Regions from separate parts of the Homo sapiens genome. Here region 1 is linked to region 2. Evidence: read pairs that join two places in POLR2A ChIA-PET (ENCODE). Cell type or tissue: OCI-LY7. All regions are shown on one strand. Links, peaks and the distances in the headings refer to the core of each region. The heading gives the core; the rest is flanking DNA. Region 1 overlaps PLBD1-AS1 (PLBD1 antisense RNA 1). Region 2 overlaps ATF7IP (activating transcription factor 7 interacting protein).

Region 1 (5,384 bases), core at 319-5,318, 69 kb before region 2:
AACACAAAATGTATCACTGGGCAAAAAGGAAGCAGAAGAAAAATACAGTTCTGCTAATGAGAGCTCTGAGGGGCAAGCTGCCCCCAAGGTTGCAGGATCCACCTTAGAATACCCAACAAATTTGATTCCTGAATTTACTAAACTGCATGAGATTCCTCTTCAAAATTTTACATTATGACTTCTCTATTCTTCGGGTCTTAATTTTGACTTGTCAATCAATTGAAGTATATCAAAGTAATCCTTTCTTTTCTTTTTTTTTCTTGAGACGGAGTCTTGCTCTGTCGCCCACGCACCCAGGTGTGTGCCATCATGCCTGGCTAATTTTTAAATTAGTCAGGCGTGATGGCACACACTTGTAATCCCAGCGAGCTGACAGGCTGAGATGGGAGGATCACCTGGGAGGTCGAGGCTGTGGTGAGCCGTGACTGTGCCATTGCACTCCATCCTGGGTAAGAATTTAAAGACAGTGACAGCAGAGCATTAAATCAAATGTGGGCCCCTTTAAAGCTGGGGCCCTGTTTGACTATGCATGTCATGTACCCTTGAGTCAGCCCAGTCAGATTTTATCCTCATGATTTGTGCCTCTTCCATCACATCATATCAGGAGAAACACTTAGATCTCTTTTTCACCTCAGAAAAGTTTTCTTGATAGTGTTTTCATCCGTGATTCTATTCTAATTAGTTTGATTGCATGGTCAGAAACATCTCAGTTTTTGCTTGAATTCTGCAGTCTTTTGTGTCTCTTACCTTTATCTTCCTTTTCATTTTAATCTTTTTATCTTTCCTCCTTCTTCTTGGAGAGCTTTATCAATTTGTCCTTGAAATTGAGTTAGCAATTTCAATTTTTTAACACTGTCAGTTTCTCCATTTTACTATTGTCTCCAATGGAAACGTTAATTTCCACTATTAAATTTTCAATTTTCTATCAACACTTTCTTATTCTACTCATCTTCCCTTTTCATCTCATGCATTTTCCTTATATCCTGTTTTTCTTTACAGATGTTTTGCTCTTGCAGGCCATGTTTGTTCATACTCTGTGGAAGATGTCAAAACATTTTCTAAAATATTATTTCATTTCCTTAAATTGGTAGTTTTAGAAATCTACCAAGATTACAAATCCAAGATTTCAAGACATGCCCCCTTTTTCTCATTCTGCGATATCTTTCAACGATTCCATGTCATGTTCATTCTTGTTTCTGATCATTCATCTTAAAATTAAAAGAGTTGGTAGACAGTGTGTTTCTCAACAGAGAGAGTATTCAAATGTCTTTTGGCACTGCTCCTCAGAACTCCTCAGAGGACAGTTGTAGAGAAGATTGATATGCACAGTTTCTAACTCAATTTCCTGTATCCAGGAGGTGTCTGTCCAGGCTGAAATGTGATCTTTTCCTAGAAACAAATTCTGGAGTTTTGAGCCTGGGTTTTATTTATTTATTTAGAGACAGGGTCTGGTTCTGTTGCCCAGGCTGGAGTGCAATGGCACACTCATAGCTCACTGCAGCCTAAAACTCCTGAGCTCAAGGGATCCTCTCACCTCACCTCAGCCTTTTGAGTAGATGGAACTAGGTCATGTGTCACCTCACCTAGCCAATCTTTTTTTTTTTTTTTTTTTTTGTGTGTGTGTGTGTGTGTGCGTAGAGATGGATCTTGCTATGTTGCCCAGTCTCATCTTGAACTCCTGGCCTCAAGTGATCCTTCTGCCTGAGCCTCCCAAAGTACTGGCATTACAGGCATGAACCACTAAGCCCAGCCAACCCTGGGTTATATTTAAATGTTAATTTCTAGCCACTTTTCAAGAATTGACTGCCTACAATTGTTCTTCTTACTGTCTTCATTAATCAGTAGCAGCCAGACTCATCAAATATTTATCAGGCACTTTTCATTTAGTCATTGTTATGCCAGTACCATTAAGGCTTAAATCCTTTCCTACAACCTGAAAGAAGAGCTGTGGATATTTAATATAGGAGTGTTTCACATCTACAGTCAAGGCTCAATACCACTAAGAAAGGATTATGTCTAGTTAACTGTTTGTATTTGGCATTTGTACTTTTTTTCTGTAGAATGAAGAGAAGATACTAAGATCGTAAACCTGGGAGAAGAAATGTAAATAGAGGAAGTTGGTGGCAGCTACTCAAGAATGCAGCCACACAATTTAGGAAAGAGCTAGAGGAAAAGGTTTAGGGAAATAATGAAAAAGGAACAATTAAGTAAAAATTGCATCCCTCAAGCAATGCAGAAAATGCTCTTGGCCCTAAAAGTATTCAGAAGTGCCTTTTTCAGCCTCTTTGAAGGTAAGGATGGGAAAGAAAAGCCTACCAGTAGGATAAAAAGTTCATAACTTTGTTGTCTCTAGAAAAATAATAGTAACAATAAACTGCTTAATCAGTATTCAGCTTGTACAGCAATTTCTTTCTTAACCTCTACCTCTCCTGCTGTAGTCAATCCATTCCTGATTCAAATCTCACCCCTAAAACCATGGTCCTAAAGCCAAGACATGCTATAACAGCCTTATAATCACTGACCAATGGCAGCCCCTCCTGTTGTACCCAATTTACAAGACACTCACAGGCCAGCAGCATGTATAAAGGACAGGCAAGTGCATAGATGAGAGGACAGACAGACAGGACAGACGGTTATAAGTGGTCAAGACAAGCTCCATAGGCATTGAGCCCAAACCTGGGATTTATGAAAAATGTTCGTTTTTTCTTTGATTCTGCAGCAACGTAGACTCAGTATTCTGATACTGATGGACCAAATGGTAAGCTTATTTTTCCATATACATATAAATATACATTTTTTTTTAATAGAGACAGGGTCTCACTACAGGGCCCAGGCTGGTCTCGAACTCCTGAGCAAAAATCATCCTCCCACCTTGGCCTCCCAAAGTTCTGGGATTACAGGCATGAGCCATGCTGCCTGGCCCTAAATCCCAAAGAGTAAATTTAACCACCAACACAACCTACACGCAATAATGGAGGAAAAAATAGAAAAGAAAAATCAATTACATAAGTAAATGTTCATAATTGTAGTTAGATGGTAGTCTAAAATATTATTCTACATATTTTTCTTTTCTTTTCTTTTCTTTTTTTTTTAAGATGGAGTCTCACTCTGTCACCCAGGCTAGAGTGCAGTGATGCAATCTCGGCTCACTGCAACCCCCGCCTCCTGGGTTCAAGCAATTCTCCTACCTCAGCCTCCCAAGTAGCTGGGACTACAGGTGCTCACCACCACGCCCGGCTAATTTTTGTATTTTTAGTAGAGACAGGGTTTCATCATATTGGCCAGGCTGGTCTCAATCTCCTGACTGAGTGATCCACCCACCTTGGTCTCCCAAAGTGCTGAGATTATAGGCGTGAGCCACCACACCCGGTTTACTCTACATATTTTTCTTTTGAGAAATTCTTATTTAACCTAGTAAATCTTTCACAGCTATATTTATTCCAAAAGGCAAAGGCTTATTGCTTAAGGGAGGAAAAAACAAAAATATCAGAAGACCAAAGGGTAAACTCTGTGGCTTTCTGAGACCTTGTGTGTACAGAGACAATAGTCTTCAAAGCCATGAAAACATAAGATCTATGAATCTGAAAGAGAAAAATGTTTTGAAATATCAAAACTTGGAAAATGGAAAAACAGACTGAAACAGAAGAGCATATGATATACTAAAGAACAATAAATTAGAATAACAATATATGTTAATGTTGAATTCGTTCCTGCCCACAGAAGTAAAAAGTTTGAAGAGCTGATGAGATAAATACATAATGGGTCGATGTGAAGGGTCTAGGACTGTCCTCCTCGTTAGCGGGGGAGTCATCTGTTTGATGGGTGAGGCAGAGTGTGGAAATGTTTGCTAATAGAAACTCAAAGTAGGTCTCTAATTACCAGAGCAGACATGTTTAAACTTTCCAGAACATACCCATAAAATTGCAAGCCTTGAATAGGACCCATATAATCCCACATGGCACCTGAGTTGTAAAGTAGCAATAACTGAGGGAGATGTTTGGGGAGATGAACCCAATGGCTGGCTCATTAATTGATGCACACTAGATCAGACTAGCTTTCAGGCCCTATTGCCACTCCCGCAGGGCTCAGAGGGGTTTGAGAATGAGCCAAACGACCCAAGAGTATCCAAGTCAGGATGAAGAGGTTGCCAAGTGTGTCAGAAACAGCTGGCTGCCTACCAGAAATGCGCGCTCTTACTTCCATACCGAGCAATGACATCCCAGGTAGAGGCTGCATTTCCCAGTCTTGTTAGCATAAAGATAGGGCAATATGTCTAGCTCTGCCAATGGAAGGTAAGCAGAAGTTATTAAGAAGCAGGGGTGCAGCCAAGCATGATGGCTCATGCCTGTAATCCCAGCACTTTGAGAGGCCGAGGTGGGTGGATCACCTGAGGTCAGGAGTTCTAGACCAGCCTGGCCAACATGAGAAAACCTGATCTCTACTAAAAACAAAAATTAGCCAGGCATCGTGGTGCATACCTGTAGTCCCAGCTACCCAGCTACTAGGGAGGCTGAGGCAGGAGAATCGCTTGAACCCGGGAATCGGAGATTGCAGTGAGCCGAGATAGGACCACTGCATTCCAGCCTGGGCGACAGAGTGAGACTCCATCTCAAAATATATATATATATATAAATAAAAACAAAAAAAGAAGAAGCAGGGGTGAGGGGTGCTTTTCTCTTCCCATCGCCAGAAGACAAGACTCCATAGCATTATGGTTCCCGCACACAGTTTGGCAACCACAGTGAATGCACAGAGTGTACCTGAGAATATAGTAAATACTCATGGGAAACAGTAGTAGCACAATACACTATAATCAATCAACGGAGCTCTCTGGGATACTTTAAATGTTTGAGGGACATGTAGCACCATCTGTAGGATACTGAGCAAATGACTACTATTGCATTGTGTGGCTCTAACTACTTAGTAAAAAGAACTGTTAGGTATTTCTTTTGGTCTGCAGCCCTAAAAATATATTACTGACACTCTACGGGCACTATAAACCAAGAAAGCATGGGAACTTCTGCCTTAGAGAATGACAGAGCCACAAGATGAAAGATAGGTGGGTTCTTAAATTTCTACATGGAGGAAAGCCACTTACTGATTAAGAACTCCCACACTGGACTGGCATACAAGACACCAATAAACTTTTGTTGCATTAATCCAATGAACTTTTGGAGTTTATCTGTCATCATAGCTAGCATTACATTAACTAATACACAGAGTATCTGGAAATCTAAATCCGAGGTCAAGGTAAAGCTGCAGATACCAACAGCAGATGCCTATGCACTACAATTCCTGCAGACCGAATGAGAAAAAAAGCTATATCTTAGTGGAGGCCACTAAGCCAAGAGTATGACTCACAGAGTAAATGTCCCTTATTTAGT
Region 2 (5,384 bases), core at 205-5,204:
TCAGAATTAGCAAGGCTGAATGTCTTATCATTTTCTTTTTGTCTCAGTAACCTCACCCCTAAAGAGGAGGTCCTGTACAACAATACAAAGGAGAAAGGCAGAAAAGGGCCAGGAGAGAATGTGGAGGTGGGAGAGAACCCTGCATGGTGGAGACATTCCTTGACTGTTCTGTAGGCAGTAACCCAGGCCAGTGTCATCCAGGATGTTTCTGAAATTCTGCTTTTACAAGAGAGAGCTGTGTCACATATTTGGTGCTCAGTGACTAGTAGGCTATGTGGCCTTCACACACTATGAAGCTTTGAATGAAGCTGAGCCTTTATAAATGTTTAGAGTCAAAGGAATTAAAAGCCTAATGTAACCTAAAAGATCATCCCCAATCCCCTTACATTATGGACTTCTCCTCTCCCTCCCCATTGACGTCTTTCAAAAAAAAAGAAACAGAAACAAAACAAATGAAGTTGCCTGCCTAAGACCTGATTCTTAAGCCCTGAGCCTAGAATTCAGGCTTTCTATTCCCAGTGCTATGTTCTTCCACTACTTCATGATTACCATTTGACATCTTCCTTTATAGGGCCACACTGTGAACAACCATTTCTTGGCATTTCAGTAACTAAATCCACTTAGATGAGCTCCCCAGACCACCTTGCATTATACTTTATTTTGCTCTATAGAGAATATGGTTGTTTTTTGGCTTAGAGATTAAGAATTTTGGGTGAAAACCAGAGAATTCTGATGCTCTTCTTCCCCTAATGAAATAACCTAGAGCTGTGCTGATTTAGGAAATTTAAAAGGCTGTTTGGCTGCCAGGGTTCACATGCAAAGCTTTATTTTCTGTACATTATTTTGTAATTAAATGCCTGTGCCCATTTTCAAAATAAATGAACATGGATAACATTTCTTTTGCTCTCTCTCCTTTTCTGTCTCCTTCCCTGTCAATCCCTCCCTTACTTCCCTTCCATTCCAAATCAGGATATTGGCCCTCCTACAATGTTCCTTTCCATGAAAAAATCTACAACTGGAGTGGCTATCCACTGTTAGTTCAGAAGCTGGGCTTGGACTACTCTTATGATTTAGCTCCACGAGCCAAAATTTTCCGGCGTGACCAAGGGAAAGTGACTGATACGGCATCCATGAAATATATCATGCGATACAACAGTACGTAGCATATTTCTCAAGAATCATTCTTCAAAACTCCTTTTCTTCCCTATGGATACAGAATCCATGTAAGTTTATCATCTCTGTACTAGAAGGAATTATAAGAAGTTATTTAAGTATTTAACTAATATTGTACATTTTATACTCAATAAATAGAGCTTTGGCCTCCTTTATAAAATGAAAGAGAAGAGTCTATACATTTTTTAATTGAAAAAAAAAAAATCATCTGTAAAACACAGAAGAAATAACTCATAGAGGGTCCTTTAAAATTTTTCTCCAAACACAAGTTTCCTTCCAAGGATAACAGCAGCTAATAAAACAAAACATTGTTCATAAATACCTCATTTTTTTTGTATGAACAGCATCAAAGTCAAATTTGTATTTATTTTGTTGGAAACAGCTGATGGACGTTTATCTGGTTCTCTTTCCCATCCATTTTTCACTGTGTAAGGTTCTTGAGGGCAGGCTGGGCCTGGGGCCAAGGACTTACTCCTTCCTCACAAGCCAAGGGAGATGTCTCTATCTGGAAGCAGACTGGGCTGAGGAGGCCTGTGGGAGTACACTCTCTGATTATCTAGGCTTTAACAGGCCTCAAAACCTTACTGTGGAGAAGTGTGTCTCCAAATAGCCAATAATCACTCTCTTCCCCATTTCTGTTTCCTAGATTATAAGAAGGATCCTTACAGTAGAGGTGACCCCTGTAATACCATCTGCTGCCGTGAGGACCTGAACTCACCTAACCCAAGTCCTGGAGGTTGTTATGACACAAAGGTAACATGCTATTGGCTTTTGAATTTAATTCCCACCAGCACACAGGCCTCTCCAAAGGCAAAGTTGCACAGGTTTTTATGGCAGGAAGCGATGTCGCTAACCATAAACTCAACCCAGGAATCAGCTTTTTCAGAGATTCTGGTGGTAGGTCCTATTATCTAACTTCAAGTCCCTGCTCTGCCATTTAGTAGTAAATCACATAATTCCGTCATGTTTCTGTTTCCTCATCTGTAAAATGGATATAACAGTACTTACCTCATATGTTGTTCTGAAGAATAAGGCTTTAATCTCTGTAAAATGTTTACAACAGCACTTAGTGAGTTATTTGTAAATGTATACAACCATAATGATGTTATTGTTGTCTTATGTTTTACCAGACTGGCCCAAAGTCCAAAGAACATATTATTCAAGCAGTGCGATTCCATGTTAAACATGAGTCAAATTTAGCTGAAGGAGCAAGTTTGGACAAGATGCCTAAAGCACAGCAGTTTTTCACAATGTTAGAATTGATAAGTGCTGTAATGTATCTGAAAATATAAGTAATAAGTAGGTTTGCAGTGGTGTGCTAAAGCCAGCTTATAGACATGCAGGAACCAATTGTTAGTTGACGTGTTGATGGCTTCAAACCAGTCAGTGAAAGTATTTACATTATGGAAATCAGGAACTTTTTTCCTCACAAAGAAAGATTGTTGTTAAAAATTTACCTGCTCACCACTGGATTTGGGACGTCTGAGGGTATGAGGCATTTGGTTGGTGGAATCATGCTACTACATCCTTTTGCACTCTTGGCTTGGGTGTGTGTCTTTTCATTTCATCAGCTGTCCTAAATTCTGGAAGAAACCTGTCAGGGTAAAGTGTGTATTCTGTCTTTGGCTCAAAAAATTATAGGAATGCTGACCCCAGTTGCACATGATTCTCTATCAGCCTAATACCTAAACAGGAAATGCTTTAAAGTATCCTAAGTTCCAGCTCAACCTTCTTTTTAGCTATGTGATGAAGGCAAAGCTTTAGCCGTAATGACTCTCAATGTTAACATTAAAAAAAAAAAAAAAAAAGGTAGACGTAGAGAAGCTGGCACAGATGAAACCCCAATGAATGTTTTTGTATTCCTTTTTTAAAATGGCATTTGCAAACATTCAGTCAATGTGTGAAGTTTGTATCTATCACAGAATACACAAAGAAAATCACCTCTGCTGCCTTGCCTGGGAGAACTCAAGCCAAGCTTCCCTCTACCAAATCTCACTTCTGGAGACAGAGGCCTGCAATTGTTCTTATCAGAAAGTTTCTGTTGAAGGATATTCTTTAAAAATGTAATTTATCTCTTTAGAGTCATTTTGAATATGGGGAAAAGAAGAAGAGATTCTCTTTCCCCTCTAAGATTAAGACCCACTGCTAGCCAGTTGTTAGGTGTTTTTGAGAACCACGGCCCTCAATTTTTGACAGTGAGCTCTATCTACTTTCAGACTCTTGTTACCACCCTGATTAATAACAACTTTTTCTAAGAACTTCATCTATTCTAGGCATTACTTTGAGCATTGCTTGCATTAATCCTCATGCCAACTCTATGAAGTAGGGTTATCAGCCCATTTTACAAAGGAGAACACTGATTCATAGAGGGGTTAAGTGATTTTTAAATAAGCTTTGGAGCTAGAATTCTGAATATGAGTAATCTGACTTCATATCTCACTTTTGGCTACATTGTTCATTTCACACACTTCTAGTCAACTGACATTTAAGCCAAATGTATACAGAAGACTGTATCATATAAAGACAATGTGAAAAATGGCAAGAAAATTTTGTTTTAAAGAAGGCGGCCTGGCGCGGTGGCTCATGCCTGTAATCCCAGCACTTTGGGAGGCTGAGGCGGGCGGATCACCTGAGATCAGGAGTTCGAGACCAGTTTGGCCAACAAGGCAAAACCCCATCTCTACTAAAAATATAAAAATTACCTGGGTGTGGTGGCCCATCCACGTAATCCTAGCTACTTGGGAGGCTGAGGCAGGAGAATTGCTTGAACCTGGGAGGCAGAGGTTGCAATGAGCTGAGATTGTGCCACTGTACTCCAGTCTGGGCAACAAGAGCGAAACTCCGACTCAAAAAAAAAGCTAATATTGTGACTTTGGTAGTGGGAGAGTGGGGAAGGCCATGGATTTAATTTTTTGCTGAACGATGATTTTCTAAAATGTCCTCCTCCTCCCTCTTTCCAGGTGGCAGATATCTACCTAGCATCTCAGTACACATCCTATGCCATAAGTGGTCCCACAGTACAAGGTGGCCTCCCTGTTTTTCGCTGGGACCGTTTCAACAAAACTCTACATCAGGGCATGCCAGAGGTCTACAACTTTGATTTTATTACCATGAAACCAATTTTGAAACTTGATATAAAATGAAGGAGGGAGATGACGGACTAGAAGACTGTAAATAAGATACCAAAGGCACTATTTTAGCTATGTTTTTCCCATCAGAATTATGCAATAAAATATATTAATTTGTCACTTTCATTTCCCACTGACTTTGTTGTTTTTACAGTAAGCACTCACTATAAGGTAGAGCACTGTAGAAGAAATGTTACATATATATATAAATAACACTAAGCTTCGGCATACATGCTAATACACAAGAGGGTATGGAAGAAACAGCTCCTTCATTCACCAGAATTCATGTTCTCCTTTCACGCCTGCTCACACAGACCACATCTCCCAGTGTCCCTCAGATAGTTGTGCCACATGACAATTCTAGCCATTGGAACCTGAGACGAGTGCCACTTCCAGGCCTCGCCCATAAGAATCTGTACTCCTCCTATGCTCTTTCCCCTTTCCCTGGATGAATATGCCTAATGACAAAACCCTAGGGGATGCTGGAGCTTCGTTTTCAAAGGAACCTCTAGTAGTAGTTGGTGATTGTAGTTAGTGATTTTTCTGGTCATTAACAGGCATAAGTTGAGTCTTTTTGTGATGTAGGTTAGGCATACAATACAGTAAAGCTTACTGTTGCCTCCTATAAGCTAAAAGCACCTATACAATCTGGCAGCAACCCTGCATAGCAACTTTCTTTCGAAACTGGAGAGTTACATGTGATCTGAGTGCCATGGAATTGCCAAGTAGATTAAATAAGCCATACCATACAGTATGTAATGGGTGATTCTAAACAAGGTGGAAGATTCTTAAAAAAGAAAGAAAGAAAAAAAGCCACAAGGGTGAATAACCAGAATTAATCAGAGTACTCAGAATGTTAAAAACCCAGTAGTTTTATTTCAAAGTATAAATTTCAGGCTTGCTGGACAAAACCCCACTACAGGTAACACTTATACAGACACCACTCTACTATACATTTAAAAAAGAAAAACACACACACGCACGCACACACACACACAAACCTTCAAAACCCTAATAAAAATAGGGCCACTTGCTGGAGCCCAGTTTGTATTAGACATTAGGAAGGTCTTACTTACATTGTCT

The links. ChIA-PET counts read pairs that join two places held together with the same protein. Peaks named below come from ENCODE experiments on the same cell type or tissue, not always from the same donor. Only the 100,000 strongest peaks of a DNase experiment are listed, where the experiment ranks them.
Region 1: POLR2A ChIA-PET joins it to region 2 with 5 read pairs; 2 of 35 experiments call an interaction of 5 or more read pairs at or near these places.

Annotation. Positions count from the first base shown.
Region 1 is chr12:14,572,084-14,577,467 of GRCh38, reverse strand. The region is part of intron 2 of PLBD1-AS1 (PLBD1 antisense RNA 1); the gene reads right to left. Among named protein-coding and RNA genes, the nearest start is that of PLBD1, 6.9 kb to the right of the region's middle. In OCI-LY7, for the core only: a CTCF peak has its summit at 4,885; DNase peaks (open chromatin) are centred at 347 and 4,847; H3K4me3 peaks cover 1,032 bases; H3K27ac peaks cover 2,356 bases.
Region 2 is chr12:14,502,704-14,508,087 of GRCh38, reverse strand. It overlaps ATF7IP (activating transcription factor 7 interacting protein), which reads right to left. Exons shown (of 15, transcript NM_018179.5): 15 at 5,158-5,384. It overlaps PLBD1 (phospholipase B domain containing 1), which reads left to right. Exons shown (of 11, transcript NM_024829.6): 9 at 970-1,155; 10 at 1,820-1,926; 11 at 4,134-4,427. The coding sequence ends at 4,316. Among named protein-coding and RNA genes, the nearest start is that of PLBD1-AS2, 25 kb to the left of the region's middle. RefSeq lists an enhancer at 1,407-2,606. In OCI-LY7, for the core only: no CTCF peak of the experiment used is centred there; no DNase peak of the experiment used is centred there.